Linked DNA regions of Homo sapiens: all the other regions are linked to region 4. A link is a contact called in ENCODE Hi-C or POLR2A ChIA-PET data. All regions are on one chromosome and are shown on one strand. Each heading gives the region's core, a stretch centred on a gene start or an enhancer-like site at or near the end of the contact. The rest is flanking DNA. Distances are from core to core; before and after follow the strand shown. Region 1 holds the start of HNRNPL (heterogeneous nuclear ribonucleoprotein L). Region 2 holds the start of GSK3A (glycogen synthase kinase 3 alpha). Region 3 holds the start of PAK4 (p21 (RAC1) activated kinase 4). Region 4 holds the start of AKT2 (AKT serine/threonine kinase 2). Region 5 holds the start of YIF1B (Yip1 interacting factor homolog B, membrane trafficking protein). Region 6 holds the start of RABAC1 (Rab acceptor 1). Region 7 holds the start of DMAC2 (distal membrane arm assembly component 2).

What was found. Hi-C counts contacts between places; a loop is a spot of excess contacts on that map. ChIA-PET counts read pairs that join two places held with the same protein, here RNA polymerase II (POLR2A). Pooled maps may share reads with other maps.
Region 1: a loop to region 4 is called in a map of naive thymus-derived CD4-positive, alpha-beta T cell, with 14 times the contacts of the local background. The contact joins the promoter of HNRNPL here to the promoter of AKT2 in region 4. A Hi-C loop is called at or near these places in 2 of 168 maps with a recorded cell type or tissue (Right ventricle myocardium inferior and naive thymus-derived CD4-positive, alpha-beta T cell) and 7 of 50 pooled maps.
Region 2: a loop to region 4 is called in a pooled map, with 16 times the contacts of the local background. The contact joins the promoter of GSK3A here to the promoter of AKT2 in region 4. A Hi-C loop is called at or near these places in 6 of 50 pooled maps.
Region 3: a map of naive thymus-derived CD4-positive, alpha-beta T cell shows a loop between it and region 4 (6-fold over the local background). The contact joins the promoter of PAK4 here to the promoter of AKT2 in region 4. A Hi-C loop is called at or near these places in 1 of 168 maps with a recorded cell type or tissue (naive thymus-derived CD4-positive, alpha-beta T cell) and 7 of 50 pooled maps.
Region 5: a pooled map shows a loop between it and region 4 (8-fold over the local background). The contact joins the promoter of YIF1B here to the promoter of AKT2 in region 4. A Hi-C loop is called at or near these places in 1 of 50 pooled maps. POLR2A ChIA-PET finds 5 or more read pairs at or near these places in 2 of 52 experiments (HEK293 and activated CD8-positive, alpha-beta memory T cell).
Region 6: a loop to region 4 is called in a pooled map, with 19 times the contacts of the local background. The contact joins the promoter of RABAC1 here to the promoter of AKT2 in region 4. A Hi-C loop is called at or near these places in 1 of 37 single-sample maps with no recorded cell type and 7 of 50 pooled maps. POLR2A ChIA-PET finds 5 or more read pairs at or near these places in 1 of 52 experiments (OCI-LY7).
Region 7: a loop to region 4 is called in a pooled map, with 17 times the contacts of the local background. The contact joins the promoter of DMAC2 here to the promoter of AKT2 in region 4. A Hi-C loop is called at or near these places in 7 of 50 pooled maps. POLR2A ChIA-PET finds 5 or more read pairs at or near these places in 2 of 52 experiments (activated T-cell and naive thymus-derived CD8-positive, alpha-beta T cell).

The regions. Positions count from the first base shown.
Region 1 is chr19:38,848,376-38,851,570 of GRCh38, forward strand. HNRNPL (heterogeneous nuclear ribonucleoprotein L) reads right to left here and starts at 1,611. Exons shown (of 13, transcript NM_001533.3): 1 at 1,325-1,611. The coding sequence starts at 1,591. RefSeq lists enhancers at 1-810, 649-738, 811-1,748, 1,899-1,988, 2,319-2,388 and silencers at 939-1,478, 1,489-1,748.
Region 2 is chr19:42,240,608-42,244,038 of GRCh38, forward strand. GSK3A (glycogen synthase kinase 3 alpha) reads right to left here and starts at 1,995. Exons shown (of 11, transcript NM_019884.3): 1 at 1,576-1,995. The coding sequence starts at 1,858. RefSeq lists silencers at 1,537-1,816, 1,847-2,056 and enhancers at 2,347-2,556, 2,486-3,280, 2,617-2,666, 3,281-3,431.
Region 3 is chr19:39,123,805-39,127,283 of GRCh38, forward strand. It overlaps PAK4 (p21 (RAC1) activated kinase 4), which reads left to right and starts at 1,982. Exons shown (of 10, transcript NM_005884.5): 1 at 1,982-2,115.
Region 4 is chr19:40,284,018-40,287,506 of GRCh38, forward strand. It overlaps AKT2 (AKT serine/threonine kinase 2), which reads right to left and starts at 1,328. Exons shown (of 14, transcript NM_001626.6): 1 at 1,164-1,328. RefSeq lists enhancers at 353-492, 1,649-2,480 and a silencer at 863-1,362.
Region 5 is chr19:38,314,553-38,317,922 of GRCh38, forward strand. It overlaps YIF1B (Yip1 interacting factor homolog B, membrane trafficking protein), which reads right to left and starts at 1,395. Exons shown (of 8, transcript NM_001039672.3): 1 at 1,308-1,395. The coding sequence starts at 1,365. RefSeq lists a silencer at 1,230-1,719.
Region 6 is chr19:41,957,539-41,961,066 of GRCh38, forward strand. It overlaps RABAC1 (Rab acceptor 1), which reads right to left and starts at 1,783. Exons shown (of 5, transcript NM_006423.3): 1 at 1,699-1,783; 2 at 1,198-1,410; 3 at 748-845. The coding sequence starts at 1,754. RefSeq lists silencers at 991-1,060, 1,511-1,760 and an enhancer at 1,871-2,160.
Region 7 is chr19:41,438,267-41,441,570 of GRCh38, forward strand. It overlaps DMAC2 (distal membrane arm assembly component 2), which reads right to left and starts at 1,646. Exons shown (of 6, transcript NM_018035.3): 1 at 1,616-1,646; 2 at 1-148. The coding sequence starts at 1,633. RefSeq lists an enhancer at 1,381-1,550.

The DNA of each region.
Region 1 (3,195 bases), core at 361-2,860, 1.4 Mb before region 4:
AGCCCCCACTCCCGGATGGAAAGTCTTTTAGAAAGACCAGAGACTCCAACCCATACCATTAAGAACCGACTGCTCCTTCCTAAGAGAAGTATCTTACACCCACCGACAAAAGCCTCTGGTCATCAGGAGAAAGATTAACTCTCTTCCGCCTCTCCTGGGCTCTGGGGCCGGCCCCCTGTCTGAGAATCACTGGGCAGAAGTGCGTGGAAGGTGGGTAGAATTGGATTCTATTTCAGGAGCGATCCACGCGAACCACAGGGTGAGGCACTCCCGCCAGGTTAGCAGCTCCCACAAATGGGAGTTCTAACTCCAGCCCTGCCCCTCACTAGCTGTGCCACCTACAGTAATTCACCTCATCTCATCTCTCTCCTGGCCCATTTCCTCCTTTGTAAATCGGGAATCCCAGTATCTCCCCCAACCTCAGGAAGCGTTAAGGATTTTCAATTAAGATGTCTTTAAAATGTGTGGGACAAGGCCAAGATTAAAACGCTAGCAACTCGTAACCCCTAAACCCTGGAAAACCCTGCAAATAGGCGGCCCTGTAAGACTTCAAGATTTTGGAAAGAGTGGGGACTGGGCCCCACTCCAAAAGCAACGACTGGTGTTTTCGGAGGGACTGATTACAGGGGGTCGAAATGCTTCCAACATGGCCAGGAAATAGTTTGGTTTATCAAATCCTCGGTACCCAGTGAATCCCCGGAAACTGTAAGCAAACTTGTGATGGTTTCAAGGCTTCGCTCAACTCCTAAAAGGCTAAAAGTGCATTTCACAAGTCCTCTTCCCATTTTCAATGCCTACAAAAATGAGAGCATCTAGGCTCAAACACATCCATTTCTGTATAGACACAAGGCTGGGCCTTAGAGATTAAGCTGCCATCAGACGGAATTCCCCACTCTAGAGAACAAGGCCGCCGCCCACCCGTTCCCGCTCACCAGGCGCTCCCCTAACCGCCCACGAGGCCGGGCGGGAACACTGCGCCTGCGCATGGAGCCAGCGAAGAAAATGATAAAGGGGAAAAAAACCGGCCGGGCCGCGTGCCCGGCCCCCACACGCCAGCCCGCGGCGCCTGCGCACTGGGCCATTCGCCTCACGAGCTACTTCCTCTGCGCTCCCCCACACCCCGCTCCGGACCCCGCGCACGCGCAGGCGCCTGTCCTCGCGCAAACCCCGCCGTTTGCCCAACGGCCGCCCCTCCCCCACACCGTCAACGACGCGATGGCCTGGGCGCGTGCGCAGAGGCCCCCCTCAAAAAATAAAATGCCCTCAAGCTGGGAAATTGTCCCCCAGTTCCCGGCCTTCCCAGCGCCTAGGGCCCTGGCCTCACCCCACCGCCGCCGCCGCCCGCCGCCCCGGCTCCTCCACCGCCACCGCCGCCGCCTCCGTGCTGGTCGCCGGCGTTGTCAGTCTTGAGCCGCTTAGGGGCCCGGCCGCCCTCACTGCCGCCGCCGTAGTAGCGGCCACCGCCGCCTCCGCCGCCCGCCGCCGCCATCTTCACCATCGCTCCCGACCGCCTCCGCTGCTCGTCCGGCTGCTGCCTCTGCTCCAGCCGCCGACGCCGCTTCTCCGCCCGGGGCAGCAGCCTCCGCGACATGGCGGCGCAGAACCCGCCTCCCCCCGCCTCTCATTGGGGGAGGGACACGCCCGTCACCCGCCGCCCCCACCCGATAGGGGGAGCCACTGGTCCCGCCGCGGGGGGAGGGTAGGCCGCCACACGCCTTGCGCGCTTATTGGACATTGCCCACGCCGTTCTGCAGGAGGGCCCGCCCTTGTTTGTCTGAGACACTCCTTATAGGTGGTCGCTTTCTGCCAGTCTTTCCGTCGACCCCGCCGCCTTAAAATAAAATCCAATTTGATAGGTCGGATTTCTGGCGCTGCTGGCCTCCCTAAAAGCACCTGATAGGAACGGCGCTCTAAACCTCCCAAGAATCTCCGCCTCCCTCCCACTTTCATTGGTCTCCTCGCTAATCCGTCAGCACCAGTCACAATGACGACCTTCCCGCGCCACTTCGCAAGGAGACAAGGAAGCCCCGCCCTTTTTTGGTCTCTCTCCAGTGGTGGTTACAGATGCCCATTCTTCTGCGTCTCCACTGATTGGTCAATGGAGAGTGGAGCGCACCCTCTCACCAGATGGTAGGACTGTTGATACGCTCTGATTGGATGAAATGGGGAGCCCCGCCCCAGGGTAGGCGCTCTTTGGTGCAGTATACGAAACGAGCGAAGGCGAGAACGCATGCGCAAATACGCTTTCAGGCACCGCCCAGAGGCGGGGCCCCCTTATGGAGCGACCGCTGTGTGTGCGCCGGAAGGCTAGACCAAGATTGACAGGAACTCCCAGGGTATCTCTGTCGCCATCACTATACCGTGTTCATTTCTACCTCTAGGAGGAATTGTTAAAATCCCAAATCTGAGCCTTTTCCTCAGTAGAAAACCACTCGCTGCTGCCGACTGTCTTCGGACCCTGTCCAGTTCTAAATTCAGCCGCAACCCCTTTCAGTTTCCCTTGGGAGAAGGCTCTTCCGCGCACTCTCCATGTGTGCCCATGCAGTCCCTTCCACCTGCAATAGTCCACTACCCCTCCTGCAGGAGCTAAGGGCCAAGTCATCTTGTCCGTGCGATCTAAATTAACAGGTCCCTGCCATCCCAGACCCCCAGGATTCCCTTCAAAGCCATAACTCGGGCCAGTGGTTTTCACCTGACAGCTCGACCCCTCTGAGCACCACAGGAGGTCCTGGCCCCGACCCTGGAGAGGGTGGCCACCTACCAAGCGCCCAGTACAGCACCTGGCACAGTGCAAGCCCCCTGCACAGGGGAGGCGTTCTTGTGATCTGTGCCTGCGTCGGGCCTTTCTTCCTCAAGGGCGGGGTAAGACCACCCGCACTGCACCAAGAGAATGTCGGAGGGTATCTCCAGACTCCGGCGAAGCCCAACTGGCGGAGCCTGGGGGGTGGAGAGGAGCGCGCCCCAGTTATCACGCGCAGGCAGCGGGGTCAAACGGGGATTAACCCGGGATCCCGTCCTACGGCATTTAACATTATGGGGCTGCCCGCGCAGGGTGTGGGGGGGAACACCTTAGCGAAGCTATTGGCAAGTGACGATATCGCCAAAGGGGGGAAAAGAAATAAAAGCGAAGCTAGCGTCGTGAGAAACGCGGCGGACGCCCCAAAAGTGCTCCAGGACCTTTCTGCCCGGCTGATG
Region 2 (3,431 bases), core at 745-3,244, 2.0 Mb after region 4:
GAGGATACTGACCTCTAAGTCCTCCCCTGTAGAGCTGGTAACTTTACTGGTTCTTGGTGACAGAAATGAATGTCCTCTCCTGCTATAAGTGCCAGTGCCCTGACCCTCACTTTTTGGTACTTTGAGGTTAGAAAAAAACACTGACCTGACCTCTTCATCTGAGTGGTCCAGAGACCCAGACCCCTCACTATATGTGGGTGGTCCCTAATGGACAAGCACCAAATTATGATAATGATGAACCTGACCTTTATTATCAAGGAGCTATTCCAGCCTCAGTCCTTTGAAGGAAAGCTATAATTCCCAATTCCCATTATTCAAATGGTGGCAAACCTTGGTGCCATTCTTAGAGGATAGTGACCCCTTTGAGTAACTGATGAACCAAATCCATTTTTTTGTTTTTTTTTTTGAGACACAGTTTCGCTCTCGTTGCCCAGCTGGAGTGCAGTGGCACGATCTCGACTCACTGCAACCTCCGCCTGCTGGGTTCAAGCGATTCTCCTGCCTCAGCCTCCCGAGAAGCTGGGATTACAGGCGCCCGCCACCACGCCCAGCTAATTTTTTATATTTTTAGTAGAGACAGGGTTCCACCAGTTGGCCAGGCTGGTCTCGAACTCCTGACCGCAGGTGATCCGCCCACCTCAGCCTCCCAAAGTGCTGGGATTACAGGCGTGAGCCACCGCGCCCGGCCACCAAATCCATTTTGAGGGGCCAGTGACAAGTTCTTTCAGAGGGAGATAACCCTACATCACTTTTTTTTTTCAGAGCCAATGACACCATACCTTAGAACAATTATTAAAAAAGTATAACCTTAGATCCATATTCTGTAGGAAACTGTGACCTACCCTGCTCCATTCCATTTTTGTTAAAGGAGACACACCAAGCCATGTATTTTAAAACATGGACTATGGACTTGGTTTGAAGGATATGCTGACTCCCAATGTCTTTATATCTAAAAGGCAGTAACTATTAATTCTCACCATTGGCAGTACAGCTCAACAAGATTTAGGGTGGGTAATGATGCCAGGTCTTGGTTTTAATAGGGAAGATGATCTGAGTACCAGGTTTGGAAAGCCTGGCCCTATTCTTTGGGGACAAAACACAGTAACCTCAAAGCCCTGCTTCTAAGTGATATTCGCTCCAAATCCCCATCTTCTGAAGGACAGGGAATGCAGATCCCTCTTTTTCGGGGTTGGTCTTATTCTTGTTCTCTTAGGAGACAATAACCCTAGATCCCCATTTGCAAGCGACTGTGACCTCTGATCCAATATTATAATGAATAGCAACATCAGATACCTGTTCTTAAGGCTCAAGGACCCAAGACCTCAATAATGGAAGAACAGAGACTTGTAACCCGTTTCTTTAAGTGTTAGTAATTCTGATCCACGAGTAATTCTGATCTCCAAGAGATGGTAACCCCAAGACTCCTTTTCCTGGGAGGAAGAGGGCTCGGATCCCCGGTATGGGGAGGCACAGTGACCTCGAGCTCCTATCTAAGCACATGAAAGAATCTGATGGATGTCTGAGGAGCTTTGGGAACCCTAATCACCACCCTACACGGGCGCCACTAGTACTCACGGCCCAGCTTCACCCCGGGCGGCGGGAAGCTAGTGCCTGCGCCGGGGCCTCCGCTGCCTCCTCCGCCGCTGCCGCCGGGTCCACCCCCGGAGCTCGAGGCCCCGACGCCCCCACCCATGGCCCCGACAGATGCCTTTCCGCCGCCGGTGCCGCCTGGGCCGGAGGCCGAGCCTCCGGGGCCGCCGCCGCCTCCTCCGCCTCCGCCGCCGGGCTCCGCGAACGAGCTAGTCCGCGCCCTGCCCGAGCCCCCAGGGCCGCCTCCCGAAGGCCCGCCGCCGCTCATGGCGCCGAGCACAGGCCCAGGCTGCGGGGCTCGGGCTGCCCGGGCTGCCCCAGCCGCCGCCGCTGCCGCCGCCTCCCCCGGGCCCTGGCCTCTTCCAGGCCGCGCCGCTCTGGCTTGGGCTCCGGCTCCGGCCCAGCGCCCGCCGCGGGGCACGCCGGGAGATGCAGTCCGGCTGTCGTCCGCGCCGCCGTCACCGCCCTCGGCCCGCACAGAGAGCCGCGTGGCACGCCGGGAAATGAAGTCCACAAAAGCCTCAGAGTAGACCGCGGGAATGATGGGCGGGAATGACGGGTCACGCTGTACGTCGGGAAATGGAGTCCAGGGTAATCTGTCAGCCGACTGTACGACGGGGAGCCCTGAAGCACTTTAGGAAGCAGAGAGCCTGATGCACGCTGGGAAACGGAGTCCACTCACTCAGTCTATTAGCTGTGTATGCCTCCCAGAGCTCGGTGCGCTCTGGGAAATTGAGTCGGCCCGCGTGAACCTGCGGGTCTCGGGCCGTGAGGCAAGCCGGGAAATGGAGTCGTCGCCACGCCCTCACCGCATTGCAGGTGTAAAGCGATTTTTAAAGCACGCCGGGAAATGGAGTCTCAGGTGGTTTTTAAGCCCCAGGTGGATACTGCAGTTCCGGAGATGGGCGAGGAAATGGAGTAGGTTTACGCGCTCCTCTTTCCAGGTACGCTGGGCCGCAGTCCCTGCCGGGAAGTGTAGTCAGCACCAAGGCCTCAGTGCAGTTGCCACAGCGAGCCCTGGTGTGTTCTGGGAAATGGAGTTCGACGTATCCTCCCCATTGACTGAGGGGGCGGGATCGCCCATGAGCTCCAAGCATGCTGGGGAATAGTCCAGACCTGACCCTCTGTGAGGCCAGTCTGCGGAGGCTTGCCGGGAAGCGAAGTCCAATGGCCACCATCAGGGGCGTGTGAACGAAAGGTTAGAGACTGCGGCAGTTCCCTGGAGAGACTTAAAAGTGTTTCAGCGCCTCCTTCCTCGCCCCCAGGTCCTTCTTTAAGAAAGAGCCGAGGTCGATCAAGGACTGCTGGAAAATGGATCCAAGCACCTTTAAGTTCCAGGTGACCATAGATCAGGAAAGAAAAAATGTCCCCTCTCTAACCGCAACTCTGCAAAGATTCGGGAAACAAAGTTCCCGGCGGTTTCTCAGAACACTAACTAGTCTTCGGATACAGTCTAGCTTTTCCTAGCAATGTGGTTCGCACCAGGAAGCTGAATGGAGCATTAAAAAGACGGAAATGTCATTTCTGGGCCTGGCGCTGTGGCTCAGGCTGGGCGCCAGTAGCTCACGCCTGTAATCCTAGCACTTTGGGAGGCCGAGGCTGGCGGATCATCCGAGGTCAGGAGTTCGAGACCAGCCTGGCCAACATAGCGAAACCCCCGTCTCTACTAAAAGTACAAAAATTAGCCGGGTGTGGTGGCGGGCGCCTGTAATACCAGCTACTCAGGAGGCTGAAGCAGGAGAATCGCTTGAACCCGGGAGGCATAGGTTGCAGTGAGCCGAGATCGCGCCACTGCACTCCAGTCTGGGCGAAAAGAGTGAGACTCCGTCTCAAAAAAAAAA
Region 3 (3,479 bases), core at 732-3,231, 1.2 Mb before region 4:
ACTCCAGCCTGGGTGACAAAGTGAGATTCTGTCGAAAGAAAGAGGAAAGAAAGAAGGAAGGAAGGAAGGAAGGAAAGAAAGAGAAAGAAAGAAAGAAAAAGAAAGAAAGAAAGAAAATTAGCCGGTGTGGTGGCTTATGCCTATAGTCCCAGCTACTTGAGAGGCTAGGTTGGAAGGATCACTTGAGCCCAGGAGTTTCAGACTGCAATCCCGCCTGGGCGACAGAGTAAGACCCCTATCTAAAAAAAAAAAAAAAAACAAAAAACAAAACAAACAAAAAAAAAAACGAATGAACAAATAAAAAGAAAAAAGATAGGTAAACATAAAGAAAAATTAACTCATCATTCAATCATTCATTCATTGTTGCCACCGACATTAGTAGAAATTAATTAAATGCCTACTATGTGGCTGTTCTGGGGCAGAGGAGAAGCACCAAACATTTAAGAGTATCTCTGAAGGGGTGGAATTACCACGCATTCAAACAGCCCTTCCACCAATGTTTACTGAGCATCTACATGCCAACAGTGCTGGGGCACTGGGAATGCAGCAGTGAACAAAGACAGAAATCCATGTTGTCATGGGGCTGACATTCCAGCAGAGGAGACAACCAACAAGCAATAACTACAATTAGGAGTGAGAAATAAGAACAAAGCAGACAGAGTTTGGTAGTATGTGAGAGGGATGTTTGCTGCTTTCCTTAGGGTGAGCGAGGGAATTAGTTCACAGAGAAAGTGACATCTGTGTAAAGCCCTGAAAAAAGGGAGGGAGAGATAAGGATACCTGGGGGAAGAGTATGTTCCAGGCAGAGGAACAACCAGTGCAAAGACTGTGAGGTGAGAGCGCACCTGACAAGAGTTCAGGAACAGCATGAAGGCTGGAGTCCAGTGAATAAGATCCAGGAGGAGAGATGTCTGGCCGGGCGCAGTGGCTCACGCCTGCAATCCCAGCACTTTGGGAGGCCGAGGCAGGAGTATAGTTTGAGCCCAGGAGTTCGAGACCAGCCTGGCCAACACAACAAAACTCTCTCTTTAAAAATAAAAGAAAAAGGCCAGCTTGGTGGCTCACACGTGTAATCCCAGCACTCTGGGAGGCCGAGGCGGATAGATCACCTGAGGTCAGGAGTTCGACCTGGCCAACATGGTGAAACGCTGTCTCTACTAAAAATACAAAAAATTAGCTGGGTGTGGTGGTGGACGCCTGTAATTCCAGCTACTCAGGAGGCTGAGGCAGGAGAATCTCTTGAACCCGGGAGGCGGAGGTTGCAGTGAGCTGAGATCGCGCCATTGCACTCCAGCCTGGGCAACAAGAGCGAAACTCTATCTCAAGACAAATAAATAAGTAAAAATAAAATTTAAAAAAATTTTTAAAGAAGATGTCTGCTGTTTGTTTTCAATATTTTGACCAATTACTTCGTAAAAACTTATTTAAAAATTGAAGAGCAAACAGTCTCAGGTTCCCGGGCTCAGACAGACCAGCGTTCAAAACTCATTACCTTCTTTCTATGATGCTAAGCCAGCTATTTCACCCTCTGAACCTCTGTTTCTTTATCTGTAAAATGGGTATTAATGATATTATACCACAGGGTTGTATATGCAGCGAGAAAATGCAAGTAAAACACTTATCCCGGTGCCTGCCTCCTAGTAAGTGCTTAAGAACTGTTTCTGCCCATTAACTCATTACTTTCTCCCAGCCCCTAACTCCTTCTGGGGGGGAAGTTAGAAAATCGGTATCACACGAAAACAGTCATTTCCCCTTTAAGGACCTCAGTGGGCCGGGAGCCAGCCTTCCCGCACCTTTTCCAAAATTTCCAATCCCCGCTTGGCATTTTCTGCCCGAAGGTCTCCGATTGGACGCTCTGTACCAATCGGAGGCTGGAGCGGGCCCTGAGAGGCGCCCGACTCCGCCCCCGCACTGGCCCTGCCCACTGCCCGGTCAGCCTCGTTGCTATGGGGACTGGTGGGCGGTGAGGGGGGAAAGCCCCGGATGTTCGTTGGGGATTCAACATGGCGGCGGGAGTGTCCGCGGTGGTGGCGGTGCAAGAGAGCTGAGGGAGGCGCGAGGGCGCGGAGTTCCAGGTCGAGCAGTTAGGCCGCGAGCGACTGCGGCGCCGAGCCGGTAGGATAAGGGGTCCGGCCAGGGGCTTGCGGTGGGCCGGGCGCTGGCGGCGGGACGGCGTTTCCGCGAGGAGGGGGGCGGGGCCGCCGGGGTCAAAGGTCACTGGTGGAGGGAAGGGTCGCGTCCGAGGGGTCGGGGGTTAACGCAGACTGGAGGGAGTTGTAGTGGAGGTCGGAGATCAAACCAGCGAAGGGGGCGTGGCGAAGGGGAGTGCAAAGTTTGAAATTCGAAGTGGGGGCGCGTTCGAGGGGTTCTGGGCGAGTCTCAAAAAAGGCAGGGTCAAAGTTAATAATTTGAGGGAAGGCTGCCCCCACGAGGGTCAGAGGTCACAGCCCCAGGGGCGCCAGGTTGGAGGTTTAAAGCTGCCCCTAGCGGAGCAGATGAATGAGTTTTAGGTTCGGGGGCGTCTTTTAGGGGTTCAAAGCTGGGGCGTGCCTAGAAGGTACAAAGGTGAGAATCTGACAGCGGGGCAGCTGTTTCCCAGAGTCAAAAATTAAAACCCAAGGAGGGCGTATTGCGGGGGACGGGGGGGGGGGGGGGGGCCGGGTCAGAGATGCTTCCTGGTGACAGGAGAAGGGGGAACCCTCCCACAAATAATAATGGCAAACACTCATGAAACACTATGGGCTAGACCCTCTTTTTAACGCTTTACTTGTATGAGCTTATTCAGTCCTCACTATAGTCTTAGGGGGTCTTAACCTGGTATTAAGAGGTTAAGTGATTTGCACAAGGTCACCCGATGCATAAGTTGTGCGCTGGGATTCTAACTCCGGAGTTCTGGCCCAGAGCCCTGCTCTGGCCGACCGCCTCTCAAATCATCATAATGTCGGTTAATGTTTAATGAGGGCTCACACTGTGCTCCACGCCCTGTGTGCCCGGTCGTATTTCACTCCTGCTGCAATCTTGTGAAGTGAGTGCTCAAGATGAACCTACTTTACAGACGGGAAAAATGAGGCTCAGAAGCTTCTGCTGAAGGCAGAGTTAGAATCGAAGCTGGGCCTGGGTGATTCCAGGGCTCCTGCCCCTGGTCGCCACATTGTCCGCTGCCAGCCATTAGGTCTCTCCTGGAAGCAGGGGGCTGGGCAGGGCTGGGCCACTCCCTGGGCGGATCGGATTGTCTGCTTGGTTTCCTTGGAAGGGTGTGATCTGGCAGGGAAGATTCCTGTGAGCCTATGGGAGTAGGGTGTTTGTAGGTGGTCTGGAGTCCGAGCAAGGGAGTCCGACGGGCTTCTGACTGGGGAGAGTGTCCCTGGGTGGTACCCTGGGCAGAGCGGGGTGTTCACTGTTCTTAAAACCCTAAGCTCTCACTGTGGTCCTTAGTCACTCCCACCTCACTTCTTATGGCTCTGCCCATTTCTCCCCAG
Region 4 (3,489 bases), core at 78-2,577:
CCAAGTTCAGCCCACGAGTGAACTCCTGCTGCTTCTCTGGGAAGGTAGGAGTGGATGAAGTTGAAAAGCAGCCCATTGGAGGCTCTAGTTACTCCAGCCCAGGCGTCTTGCTGAGCCCCAAGAGGTCTCCAAATGAGAGGAAGAGGTCCTCACAATCCCAAGATCAAGATGCCCCCAGAGAGCTTCCCTGGGGGGAAGAGGTGTTCCCCCAAACACTCCTTCCTCCCAAGTTTTAACAAGCGGGTGCAGGGGCACGGCTCCTCAAATCCAAGCCCAATCCCTCTTCCTCTTCAGAATGTTAAGGCTCAGACAACTTCAGTGACTTCTAACACAGCTTTCCTCCCTCCCCTATGGAAGGAAAGAACTGTTACTGCCTGGTAAATAATCTGAGAGGGTAATGGAATCCAGAGCAGCACCTCCATGGTCCAAAGCACCCCAGTAACCATGACGTTCCCTCCAGAGTCGTTAAGAAGTTCAATAAAGGCTGAGATCAGTGTAAACCCCCAACGCCACACACGTCAAATACAGGAAACAGAAACCCCTCCTCACCAATCGGCATCACAGTCCTCCCAAAATACGCCCCTAAAACCCACTAGGGCCTGTCCCGCCCCGTCCCAGTCCCTTAAAGATCACAAACATCACAGTCCTCTGATTTGGGTTCCCCTACGTTCTAAGCAGGGCTCCCCCAACGCCGTGGTGATATAACCCAGCCACAGTTGGGGAAGCATCCTCCCCAGAAGCCCCCACCCCTGTAAATACAGCACAGCAACGGCTTCCACAGCGCCAAAAAGGTACAGCCCTCTACACTTGATGCGGCGCGCCCCCTCGATAGCTTAGCCCGCGCACGCCAGGCTCGATCTGCCCGCCGCGCCCGAAAGGTCCAGCCCCCGGCCCGCGCACGCTGCGGCCTGCGCTCCCCGTCCCGCAAACTTGCAGCGCTCCCCCCACCGCCTCAGTGGTATGGCCCGCCGCCACCGCCCCGGCCCCCCGAGGCTGGTCCCACCGCCCCCGCTCGGCCACCCCCACTCAGCTCCTGAAGGAGGGGCTCGAGGGCCGCGGTCCCCCCGCCGGGCACGGGTGGTACAGCCCATCGCGGCACCGCGGGGGGCCCGGACGCGACCATCGTGGGGGGGGCGTTCGGGGACACGCGCTGGCGCACTCACCTGTCACCGGCAGCCGCCCAGCCTCTCCGGCGGGGCTCTACCCCCGCCCATCGCCACGCTGCGCTGGTTCCCTTTCCTTGTGTTTCCCGGCAGCGGCAACGGCGCCGGCAGCGGCAGCGGCGGCGGCGACGCCTCCTCCGAGGCAGGCCCAACGGCTAGCACGGCGCGGCCCCCCCCGCCCCCTCCCCCCAGCCCCCGCTTACCGCCCCCTCCCACCCTCTGGACGGAAATACCGCCCTCTCGCGCCACAAACAGGAAGTGACGTACAAAGAGCCAGAGACGAACTCTGAGAGAGCGAGAGCGCAAGAGCAGGGCAGAGAAGGAGGCGGGCTCACAGCAGGGCGCCTGCGCACATTAGACAACTTTGGGCCTGTGTGGGTTAGAGATGGGCCTCGCTAGGCCGTGGGGCGGAAAGGCGAGATGGGGCTACGCAGGCGCACTAGGACTCCGACGTCTGCTTTCCCTAGGGCCTAGCCGTAGTGATTATTTCCCGGCAGCCCCTAGTCCGTATTTACATACGCTTTGATCTTGTTTTACTCAGTTCTGGGTTCTGACGCTCTTAAAGGACCCCGGAGCGGGAGTTAGTTAGGAGGGGTTTCCTTTTCAGTGTGCTCGTCATGGTTGAGCTCAGGCTCTGAAGCCACACAACCCCAGACTTGAATTTCCTCCTTTCTGGTGACTGTGGGCAGAAGGCTTGACCGTTTTCTGTGCCTCAGTATCCACATCTGCTAAATGGAAACAATCATCGCTGTGTCGCTGGCTTTTGAACCATTTTAATGTAAACAAAACGGTTTTTACCAATTAGTTCATTACTGCAAGATATTAATGCCACCTGCTCTCATCGTACATATTCCAGTGAATCTGGGATATAACATTTTATAATGCAACTTGGGCCCATAAAGGCCTTAAAATCACCCTGCGGCCGGGCGCGGTGGCTCACTCCTGTAATCCTAGCACTTGGGGAGGCCAAGGCAGACGGATCATGAGGTCAGGAGTTCGAGACAGCCTGGCCAACATAGTGAAACCCCGTCTCTACTCAAAATACAAAAAAAAAAAAAAAAGCCGGGCATGTCGGTGTGTGCCTGTAATCCCAACTACTTGGGAGGCTTGAGGCAGGAGAATCGCGTGAACCCGGGAGGCAGAGGTTTCAGTGAGCCGAGATCATGCCATTGCACTCCGGCCCGGGCGACAGTGCAAGTCTCCGTCTCAAAAAAAAAAAAAAAAAAGAAAAGAAAGAAAAAAGAAAAAAAATGACCCTGCAAGAAAAGAGCTTTGCACAGATCCTAATCCGTATATTAGCTAGTATACTGGACAGCTGTGAGACATCTGGCTCCCAGCCCCTCCTCTCTCATAGGGGATTGTGCTGCCTCCTGAATTTGGGTTCCAGTATGCCATATAACTTGGCAATTGTATGCATTGGTAAGTGAGAAAAATGCCTGACTGAGAGTTGAATCCTGGGTCCACCTCAGTCTGTGAGAGTGTTTCAGGCAAATCCTGCTGAGGGTTCGGCTTTCGTTTTCTGAGACGTAAACCTAATGCTGGAACTAGCCCTTTCTTATTTGGTTTCTAGCTTGGAACTTGCTGCTTGGTATTCCTAATTCCCGGTCTTCCCCATCAGTCGGTGTTAATAACTCTGACCAATGCCTCCCCCTTCACAGCCCTAACCATTTTCATCTATTACTGTCTGGTGACAGGTCTGTTTCCCCCACTGCACAGGAAACACAGTAAAGGAAGAGACCAAGACTGTCTCAGAGATCAGTGTGTATCCAACATTGCCCAGAGTGGGCTCTTGCAGAATGTTTGTTTCAAGCATTAGCCCTTCTGCCCTAATCTAGACTCAAGGTTACTGTGACCAACCCTCTTCACTCCTGTCCACACTGAACAGCTCACAGGCCATTCCCCTACGTCTAAGTCTCCCCTGGGCCAACTTGAATCCTAGCCCCTCCTAGGGCACTTAATTATGACACACTGAGATCTCACTGAAACCACCCATGTGCTTGTGTATAAACTCCTTGCAGCACTGGTAGTCAAGGGCAGTGGCTTTCTCTTTTTTTTTTTTTTTTTTTTTGAGACTCACTGCATCGCCAGGCTGGAGTGCAGTGGCGAGATCTTGGCTCACTGCAACCTCTGCCCTCTGCCTCCCAGGTTCAAGCGATTCTCCTGCCTCGGCCTCCTGAGTAGCTGGGATTACAGGCACGCGCCAACACGCCCAGCTAATTTTTTTGTATTTTTAGTAGAGAGGGGGTTTCACCATGTTGGCCAGGATAGTCTCCATCTCTTGACCTCGTGATCCACCTGCCTTGGCCTCCCAAAGTGCCGGGATAAC
Region 5 (3,370 bases), core at 145-2,644, 2.0 Mb before region 4:
GGGCACCGTGACTCATGCCTGTGATCCCAGCACTTTGGGAGGCCAAGGCAGGTGGATCACCCTCTTTTTTTTTTTTTTTTTTTTTTTTTGAGGCGAAGTCTTGCTCTGTCGCCCAGGCTGGTGCAATCTCGCCTCAGTGCAACCTCTGCCTCCTGGGTTCAAGTGATTCTCAAGCCTCAGACTCCCAAGTAGCCGGGATTACAGGTGCTCGCCACCACACCCGGCTAATTTTGTGTACTTTTATTAGAGATAGGATTTTGCTGTTACCCAAGCTGGTCTCCAACTCCTGGCCCCAAGTGATTCGCCCACCTCGACCTCCCAAAGTGCTGAGATTATAGGTGTAGGCCAGCACGCCCAGCCTGCCCTCTCACTACAAATCTCCTTCTCCTGGGTAACTTTTCATGATCAGAATTATCCTCTTCCATGCCGGGTGCGGTGGCTCACGCCTGTAATCCCAGCACTTTGGGAGGCCTAGGCGGGCGGATCACCTGAGGTCGGGAGTTTGAGACCAGCTTGACCAACATGGAGAAACCCCGTCTATACCACCCCGGGCGTGGTGGCCTGCGCCTGTAATCCCAGCTACTTGGGAGGCTGAGGCAGGAGAATCGCTTGAACCCGGGAGGCGGAGGTTGCGGTGACCTGAGATCGCGCCATTGCACTCCAGCCTTGGCAACAAGAACAAAACTAGGTCTCAAAAAAAAAAAAAAAAGAAAAAGAAGTATCCTCTTCCAGGAAGCTTCACTGACACCCCTAGGCTGGGTCATGTGCCTCCTCAGGGCTCCCACAACATCTCCATCCCAACACAGGGCCTGACACATGGGAGTTGAGACAAGTTAGGTTGAATGAATAAATGAAACACACAGCACACTCACGGAGATGAAGAGACAGGAAAAGGGGGCCAACAGCACAATACAGGTTCGCTTCTTAAATGAGCGGTAGGCATGGCCCTCTGCGCTCCCGGGGGGCCACGAAGCTGTCCTAAGGGTGTGGGCGACAGCAGGCGGGTACTGGGGAGCCACGGAAGGGTGGGGAGCAGGGAAGGGCGGATCGCTAACTGCAAATGAATGAAAGTTGCATTTCTCTGCATATCGCACGCTATCCAGTCCCAAGTTGTTTTCTTCTAAAGGAATTTCCTAAAGAATCGCCCCCCAAGGGGCCTCCTACCCGAACCTGGCATCCCAGCGCTGTGCACACCTCAGGGTTCCAGATCCTTGATCTCGTGACCTCTGACCTGCAGTGACCTCGCCAACCGACGCGGCCGCCCCGCCACGCCCCCGCCCGCCCGATCTCCTCCGCCGGCCACGTACGCCACTTACGCAGCCGGGGCGTCCCCGCAGCCGCCGCCGCCAAGCCTGCCGGGTGCATCCTTCGCCGCCGCCACCTAAGCCGCGGTTCGGAGCGTGCCCGCCCGGCTCCCGTACCCACGCCCCGCCGGCGAAGAGACAGCCAATGGACGTCAGGATTGAGGGAAGGCCTCGCCCCCACCCCCCCGACCCCTCCAGCCCCCCCCTTCACGGAGGCCTGGACGACTGGGCGGTGCCTTACGTAAGAGGCGGAGACTGGGCTACTGGGCTCATGCAGTAAAGCGAGTCAAGGCCTGAGTGGCAGGAGGGCGAGGCCGGGACCAATCCCAGGAGGAGGCGGTGTCTGCCACGACAGAAAATGAGTGTCTGCCCCTTGCCGGGGCTCACGCCCCTAACTCCAGCACTTTGGGAGGCCGAGGCGGGAGGATTGCTTCAGCCCAGGGATTCGAGACTAGCCTGAGCAACATAGTGACCCTCGCCCCGCCCCATCCCTACAATTTTTTTTTTTTTTAATTTAGCCAGGCTCAGTGGCTTAACGCCTGTAATCTCAGCACTTTGGAAGGCTGAGGATCGCTTGAGCCCAGGAGTTCGAGACCAGCCTGGGCAACAGCGAGATCTCCATCGCTACAAAACATTTTTTAAAATGTAAATATCGAGCGAAAAGGTCGATGGGAAATGCAGTTCTCTGCAGACAGCCGTTCAGTTTGGGTCATTGAGAGCACTGGAGAGCCAGAAAAGGCTGTGGAGCAAGGAAAAGAGAAACATTTGTGTTCCTGAGGGGCTAATTGGAGTTGTAGGGGCTTATACAATTTTTGACATCCCTTAGGTATTAAAGTAAATATTTATTTATTTTGAGACAGGGTCTTCCTCTGTTTTCCAGGCTGCCTCGGACCCCCTGAGCTCAAGTGATCCTCCTGCCTCAGCCTCCCCAGTAACTGGCACCACAGGCATGCACCACCATGCCCAGCTAATTTTTAAATTTTTTGTCAAAACAGGATCTTGCTATGTTGCCCAGGCTGGTCTCGAATTCCTGGGCTCAAGCCATCCTCCTGCTTCAGCCTCCTAAAGCATTAGGATTACAGACATGAGCCACAGTGCCCGGCCTTAAAGTGAATATTTAGAGTGAGAAAAGGAAACCCAACAAGTTAGGTGAGAAGAACCAGGTGTCTCTCTTGGAATAGATCTTAAGGCAGTTTCCCAGAAATTCATAAAAATGTTCTCACATTGCAACCTGGTTCCCTCTGTCCACCAAAAGCATTCTACAACCCCCAGCAACTCACAGCACACAGGCGCACCTGCAAGTGAAGAGCCCTGCCCACCTAGCGTCCTTAGTCTCTCCTCTCTCTGACTCTCAGTCTCCCCCCTTCTCTCCCTCTCAGACTCCCCGACTTATCTCAGGAAAACATAGTGGTGGAAGTTACTTCTGCGCAGCGATAGCGCATCCGGAAGGATGTCAGCAAGTGACCCTATCGCTGTGGCTTCCTCTTCCTCCTCTGAGACGTTGTCTTTTTGGAGACCTTAAGGGCTGCTCCTGGTTTCTCAGTGATGAGTGCTGGCTCCACTGTGGTTCCTTTTTGTGAGCGAAATGCCCGCATTCTTCTTCACCTCTGATTTAGCCTCTGTCCCCTGGGCTCCAACACCATTTTCTCCTCATCCTCAGCCCTCTCTTGCTCTGGTTGCTCCAGATACATCTCTTCCATAAATGTTTTTTTTTTTCTTATTGCTTTTTTGTTTGTTTTTTGAGATGGAGTCTTGCTCTGTCGCCCAGGCTGGAGTGCAGTGATGCGATCTCGGCTCACTGCAACCTTTGCCTCCTGGGTTCAAGTGATTCTCCTGCTTCAGCCTCCCGATAGCTGAGATTACAGGCGTGTGCCATCGCACCTGGCTAATTTTTTGTATTTTTAGTAGAGACAGGGTTTCGCCATGTTGGCCAGGCTGGTCTCGAACTCCTGACCTCAGGTGATCCACCTGCCTTGGCCTCCCAAAGCACTGAGATTACAGGCATGAAACACCGCACCCAGCCTTATGTATATATATTTAATTAATAAAGCAAGTACTGCCAAGTG
Region 6 (3,528 bases), core at 533-3,032, 1.7 Mb after region 4:
ACATAAAAATACCAACTTCAGGCTTCTCATAGAAGTCTCAGGGATGGGGTCTACATGCTCTGGTGACGGTGATCAGCTGAAGCCAAGTCGTGCCTGTGCTTCAGGCACTCCCTCCACCCCAGCCCATCAAGCACATAACTTGCAGGCCCCTGAAGAGCCTGGCCTTCAGGTCTACCTAACTGTCCAATCCCAACTCCCTGACCCCACTCCAAACCTTGATTTTCCCCTGGGGGGAATTTCCCCTGGCATTTTGTTTTCCCAGTGGTCCTTGGTACTACTAGTCTGGGAACCACATGAAACATACTCCTCGGCTTCCCTCTCTAAGTTCCAAGTTCTTTCTGGTCACACCCCAGAAAGCAGGAAAAGAAACGGGAACAGATCTAGGCCAGTGTAAGGTGGCCACCTGGTGTCCAGTGTGGGCACCTGCAGCTGATGTTGGCCGCAGAGAGCGGCAAGGGGAGGAGAGAGAGGGGAGGAGTCATGTGGTTTGAAAAGGAGTAGGTTTAAGGCACAGCAGCCAGGTGGATCCTGGGTTTGAGGAATAGCAATTTGAGGGGGCTGAGACTCGATGGAAGGATCGGTTGTGTCTGAGATTTTAAGGGATCAGGTTTGGGGGATCTAGTGTACATCTAGGCTTGGGCGGACTTGGGTTTTGAAGGACTTGGATTTGGGGTCTGAGGTCTGTCTGCATTCCAAAAGACCAAGATTTGAGGGACCAAGGATTCATCTGGGCAGGGGGTTTCTCACCAAAGAGCACAAGCTTGGACTCCAAGGTGCGCAGATAGAGAATGTAACAGGCGCCGAAAAAGACAGCCAGAGCCACCAGCAACATAGGGGACGTCACCCTGGAGGAGGAGTGCAGGGAGGCAGCGGTTAGACAGCTGGGGCTGGGCCAGCCCGACGGCCCTGGCCTTCTCCACCGGCGGGCGGCAAGCTACATCCTGGAGACCAGGGAGGGCCAGGTGACATTTAGTCACACTGCATCCTGGCCAGGGTGATGGTGGGGTAGGGGACCTGGCCCTTTGGTGACAAGGTAGTCTAGCAGAGCCAATCCTTGGGGGCGGGGCCTGGGCGGTGAGAAGAGGGCCCTGGGCGGTGAGAGGAGGGACCGGGCGGTGAAGGGCGGGGCCTGAGCGGCGAGAGGAGGGGTCCAGCCGGTCGGGGCTAGTGCGGGTGCGGGGCCCGGGAGGCACTCACACACAGTACAGGATGAGGCCCAGGAACACGAACACATAGTTGCTCTGGTAGTACTCCACGTTGCGTACGAGGCGCTGGCACAGCTCTCCCAGGTTGCGGGGCCGTGAGAAGCGCTGCTGGTCCACGAAGGTGCTCCAGGGCCGGATGGTCGCGCGGCGCCGCTCCAGCCACTCCCGGCCTGCACCGGAGGGAATCAGCTTCGGCAGCAGGGTCCTGCGGGGGGTGGGGCCGGGTCAGTGGTGGACCGGGATGGAGCCCCAGACCCCCGCAAAAGAAGGGGACTAAGGGTGCCTGGACTCCCTCCCGGGACCCCAGATTCCTGTACAGCAGGCAGGGAGGGGACTAGGGGCCCAGACTCCAGGGTCCCATTAGAGGAGACCGGGGCCAACACTTCTGCGGCTCGGGGCTGGGACTCCAGGCTCTCGAGGGAGGAGGGAGGAGGGGGCCGGGGGCCCGGACTCCCGGGTCTCTGGTCCGAGGGCCTAGAGCCAGCTCGCTCACGTGCCGCTCAGCCCTTCCGCCTCGGCATCTTTCTGCTGGTCCTTCTGCGCTGCCATGTCTGCGTCGTGAGGGGTAGAGCTGCTGTAACCAGCCCGGTACCCTGAAGACCCCGCCGGCCCCGCCCGACGCCGGCCCCACCCAGCGGAGTCGACGTGGCGCAGCCCCGGAGCAGCTGGGGACTGTAGTTCTGCCGCCGAGTATTGTGGGAGTTGTAGTCCTGACGGTGACTAAGAGGATGGGCGCTATGATGGCGGTCTGACTCGCAAAACACCTTGGGAGATATAATCCCAGAAAGTGACGGCGCGCGCCTCTGGGTATTATAGGAGTTGTAGTTTCAGGAGGGTGCATGTGGGCTGTCAGGAGCGAGGGCGTTATGGGAACTCTAACGGCAGAAGCGGGCGTTGTGTACTCTCCCAGGGAAGGCACAATGGGGACCGTGCAGAGCTGTCCTTCTGACTCTAGAGGGCATAAAAAAACACCTGGAGGGCTTGCTAAAACAGATTCCTGGGCCCTAGCCCAGATGTTTTCATTCAGCAAGTCTGGGGTGGAGCCCATAATTTCCATTTCTGAGTTCCCAGGTGATGCTGATGCCCCTGGTCCATGGACTACATTTTGAGTAGAAAGATTTAGATAATTTGTGGGAATTGATTCCTTCCTCAAGAGATTGAGGCTAGTGAGGGGGCCATGGTTGCTGGAGGGGTATCTGAGGTTGCCCCCTGCCCCACCTTGTGGAGTCCCAAAGATGAATGAGTTGGGGCTAGGGACACCTCCGACCCCGCCACACACACCTTTGGAGAGAAGGGAGTGAAGTTGGGAAAGACAAAAGGTTGAGAAGTTTTGTGGGCTTTTTTGAAATGGAGTCTCGCTCTTGTTGCCCAGGCTGGAGTGCAATGGCGCAATCTCGGCTCACTGCAACCTCTGCCTCCTGGGTTCAAGCGATTCTCCTGCCTCAGCCTCCAGAGTAGCTGGGATTACAGGCGCCCGCCACCACGCCCAGCTAATTTTTGTATTTTTTTAGTAGAGACGGGGTTTCACCATGTTGGCCAGGCTGGTCTCGTACTCCTGACCTCGTGATCTTCCTGTCTCAGCCTCTCAAAGTGCTGGGATTACAGGCGTGAGCCATTGTGCCTGGCCCACAGGGCTGGAATTCTAATTGAATTCTAATGGGGTGAACCAGAACAGGGCCTCAAGAAATGTGTGTGGAAGTATAGGGAAGCCTGGGCTCCCTTAAGCAGACTGGGATCCTAATTTTCCAAAGCAGCTGGGTGGGGCTGGAAGGAAAATATCTATATGGGATAACCAGGTGACCTTTTTTTTTTTGAAAATTTTTTTAAGTAGATAAGGGATTTTGCTGTGTTGGCCCAGTAGGTCTCAAACTCCTGGACTCAAGCGATCCTTCTGCCTGGCCTTCCCAAGTATTGGGATTACAGGTGTGAGCCACCATGCCCAGGTTCAAGTGACTTTTTTTTTTTTTTGAGACGGAGTCTCACTCTGTCGCCAGGGCTGGAGTGCAGTGGCACAATCTTGGCTCACTGCAACCTCCACCTCCTCCTGGGTTCAAGCGATTCTCCTGCCTCAGCCTCCCGAGTAGCTGGGATTACAGGCGCCCGCCACTATGCCCAGCTAATTTTTTGTATTTTTAGTAAAGATGGGGTTTCACCATGTTGGCCAGGCTGGTCTCGAACTCCTGACTTTGTGATTTGCCCGCCTCGGCCTCCCAAAGTGCTGGGATTACAGGTGTGAGCCACTGCGCCTGGCCCCAAGTGACTCTTTTAGGCCCAGCTCTTGTCTTCCAAGATCTACAGCAGTTTAGGGTTTGTGCTTTGAGGC
Region 7 (3,304 bases), core at 396-2,895, 1.2 Mb after region 4:
TCAGAGCCTCCACATCGTAGAAATAGTTGGTCAGGAACTGGAGTATTGTCCTTTTCTTCTTCTGATTGCCCTCTGGGGCCACTGCCGCACCCAGGCGATGGATGCCCCTGATACGCCCATTCCACATGGGGGCGACCAGGCGCAGGGACTGGGGAGGGGGAGAGGAAAGGAGCTGAGCCTGGAGCCTCCTGGGAGACACAGAGCTGGATCCCCCAGTTCTTGCTCCATGAACCTCAATCCCTCTGCTTCCCAACTCACCCTAAGTTCTTCCTTCAAAACTTCAAAACTGTCTTTGAGATTCCAAAAATTTCCCCATGTTTTTTCCAAGTTCCTCCTCCCCTTAGTGAACCCTAAATTTTCTCGACTAGCCATATATTGTTGATTTTCCTAAATTCTTCCTCTAACTTTCCCCCAAACCCTTATCACTCAAAACCTGCATTATTTGACCTCTTAATTTTCCACAGATTTGCCCCTTAATTACCCAATTCTTCTGCTGGGGTCTTCCCAAATGACTTCTTTCTTTCCCCAGAATATAATCTTAAAAACTTATCTCCAAACCTCAAGGAGAGGGTGCTCTGAGCAATCCCTAAAACCAACCAAGCTTGTCCAACCCGCCGCCTGCATGCAGCCCAACACAAACATGCAAACTTTCTTAAAACATTAGGAGGATATTTTTGTGATTTTTTTTTTTTTTTTTTTGGCTCATCAGTTATGGTTAGTGTATTTTATGTGTGGCCCAAGACAATTCTTCTTCTTCGAACAGCGTGGCCCAGGGAAGCCAAAAGATTGGACACCCCTGAACCGAGAAGGGTATAAAAAGCATGAGCTTTGAAGAGGAGAGTAAGAAAGTCGAGGGGTGTGGCCAATGGGAAGAAGCCCCCAAACTCTTCAATTTTGCTTTCAAGGTCTCCTCTTAATCTACCCCAATTTCTCTTTGCTTTAACCAAATTCTTTTTTTTTTTCAAATTATCTCGATAATTTTACCCAAACCCTTATTTTCCTCAAAAGTTTAAAGCTGCCAACCTCTTTAATTTTCCCTAAATTCATTCCTTGATTTTAAATCCTCTGAAAGAATATCTCAAATTCTCCTCTTAATTTCACCCAGATCATGCCCTTAGAACCTCCAAATTGACCTCTTGGTTCCCCCACCCATCATGCTTTTGAGTTTTCTGTAAAAATTCGTCAATCTCCCACTAACTTTCCTTACATTCATCCTTCGGTCTTCTAAGACCAAATCCCACATCCTCGAACAATCCCTTCCAAGCTCTCTTATCCTACAGGCCCCACCCTTGCCTGTCCATTAGCTCCTTGTGTCATCCCTCCCTCTGATTGGTTAGTCGCGTCGCTCTTCGGCAGCCACTCCCTCATCCCCATTGGATACTCTCAGCCAAGTCCCTGCCTCCTCTCGCTCGCTAAAGCGTCTCCTCCGCCTGCGACCCTCACAGATCCTTCCTGGCCCCCACTAGCCACAGGTTTGCACTCCCAGTACGGGGCTTGCCAGGCTTAGCCTGCTGCCTCACGGCTTTCTGCTCTCGTGGCCGCCAACAGAGGCCCTGAATGCGGAGGCTGTAGAGCGGACTTCAAATTTGGGGCTCTAGGAACTCCGGTCACTTACCGCCCAGGGAGCCGCCATCTTGCTAAGGTTTCGTAACCGGAAGGGGCCGGTCTTATCCCACGCTCCTGGTTCAGCGCGAACTTATTCTCCTGTGGCCACGCCCCGCGTTTTCTAACCGTCCTCTTAAAGGTGCACGCACTTTTTACTCTTAAAGGGTTTAGGGATTGCTCACAGCGCCCTCTCCCTGAGCTTCAAAACGAGACACAGGTCGGGCTCACGCACCTGTGAACCCAGCACTTTGTGGAGGCCGAGGCGAAAGCATCGCTTGAAGCCAGGAGTTCGAGACCAGCCTGGGCAACATAGGGGAGCCTTTATCTCCACAAAGAAATAGGGCAACCTTATATCCACAAAAAATAAAATGTTAGCCGGGCGTGGTGGTGCACGCCTGTGGTCCCAGCTACTCACGAGGCTGAGGCGGGGGGATCACTTGAGCCGGGGAGGTCGAAGTTGCAGTGAGCTGTGATTGCGCCACTGCACTCCAGCCTGGGTGACAGAGCGAGACGCTGTCTCTTAAAACAAAAAATTGAAAAACAAAACAAACCCCAGGACTCCACAATCTTTCCCTAGGAGAAGATGGGGTGTTCTTCCCGGCAGAGTACCTTTCTTTCCTGACTGCAATTGCAGTCTCCCCAAGCTTTCTTATTCTTCCAGCTTCCACTCACTACCTCCTAAAAACAGGGAATGAGGGGGCTGAAAAGCTGACCACGTCATTTTTAAAAATTAGGGTCAGGTAAGAGAGTGGGTGAAGAGGTTAGATGTCAAGGTTAGAGACTGAGGTGAGATCTCAAGACCAGTTTGGAGTTGAAAGCTAGATCGCAGCATGAAGAGCCATTGTGAAGTCTTGTGGATAGAATTATTCATTCATTAGTTCCAAGAATATTTACTGAGCACCTACCACGTGATGGCAGGCACTGTTCTAGATGCCGAGGTTACCATGGTGAGCAGGACAGACCCAGTCCCTCTCTCAGGAAGTCAACATTCTGGGCTGGGAGAGGATGGATGTGGGAGAGGATGAATAAGAAACAAAGGAATCAGCAAGGCAATTTTGATGAGAAGCAGATAAAAAAAAGTGACTGGGTGTAGGGCCATCAGCAAAGGCCTCTCTGAAGAGGTGACATTGAAGTAGAAGTGAATGATAAGGAAAGAGCCATTCAAAGATCTAGGGGAAAAGCGCTGCAGGGAGAGGTAGCCTCTAGAGCAGAGAGGCCTTGAGGTGGGAACCAGCTTGCAGACAGAGATAGGAGACTGGGTTGAGAGGTGGGCAGGGGCTGACGGTGCAGGCCTGGTAGGGTTTTATTCTATTCACAGTGGGAAGAAGGGAGTGTCAAAATCGGATTTACATTTTGTAAAGATTATTTCTGCCAGGTGGAGAATGTACCTTAGAGCAGCGGTCCCTAACCGTTTTGTTACCAGGGACTGGTTTCGTGGAGGACAATTTTTCCATAGACTGGGGGTCGGGGGTGGGGTGGGGATGGTTTTGGGATGAAACTGTTCCACCTGAGATCATCAGGCATTAGATTCTCATAAGGAGCAGGCAACCTAGATCCCCCGCACGCACAGTTCACAATAGGGTTTGCCTCCTATGAGAATCTAATGCCACTGCTGATGTGACAGGAGGCGGAGCTCAGGCGGTAATGCTCACTTACCCGCTGCTCATCTCTTGCTGTGCGGCCCAGTTCCTAGCAGGCG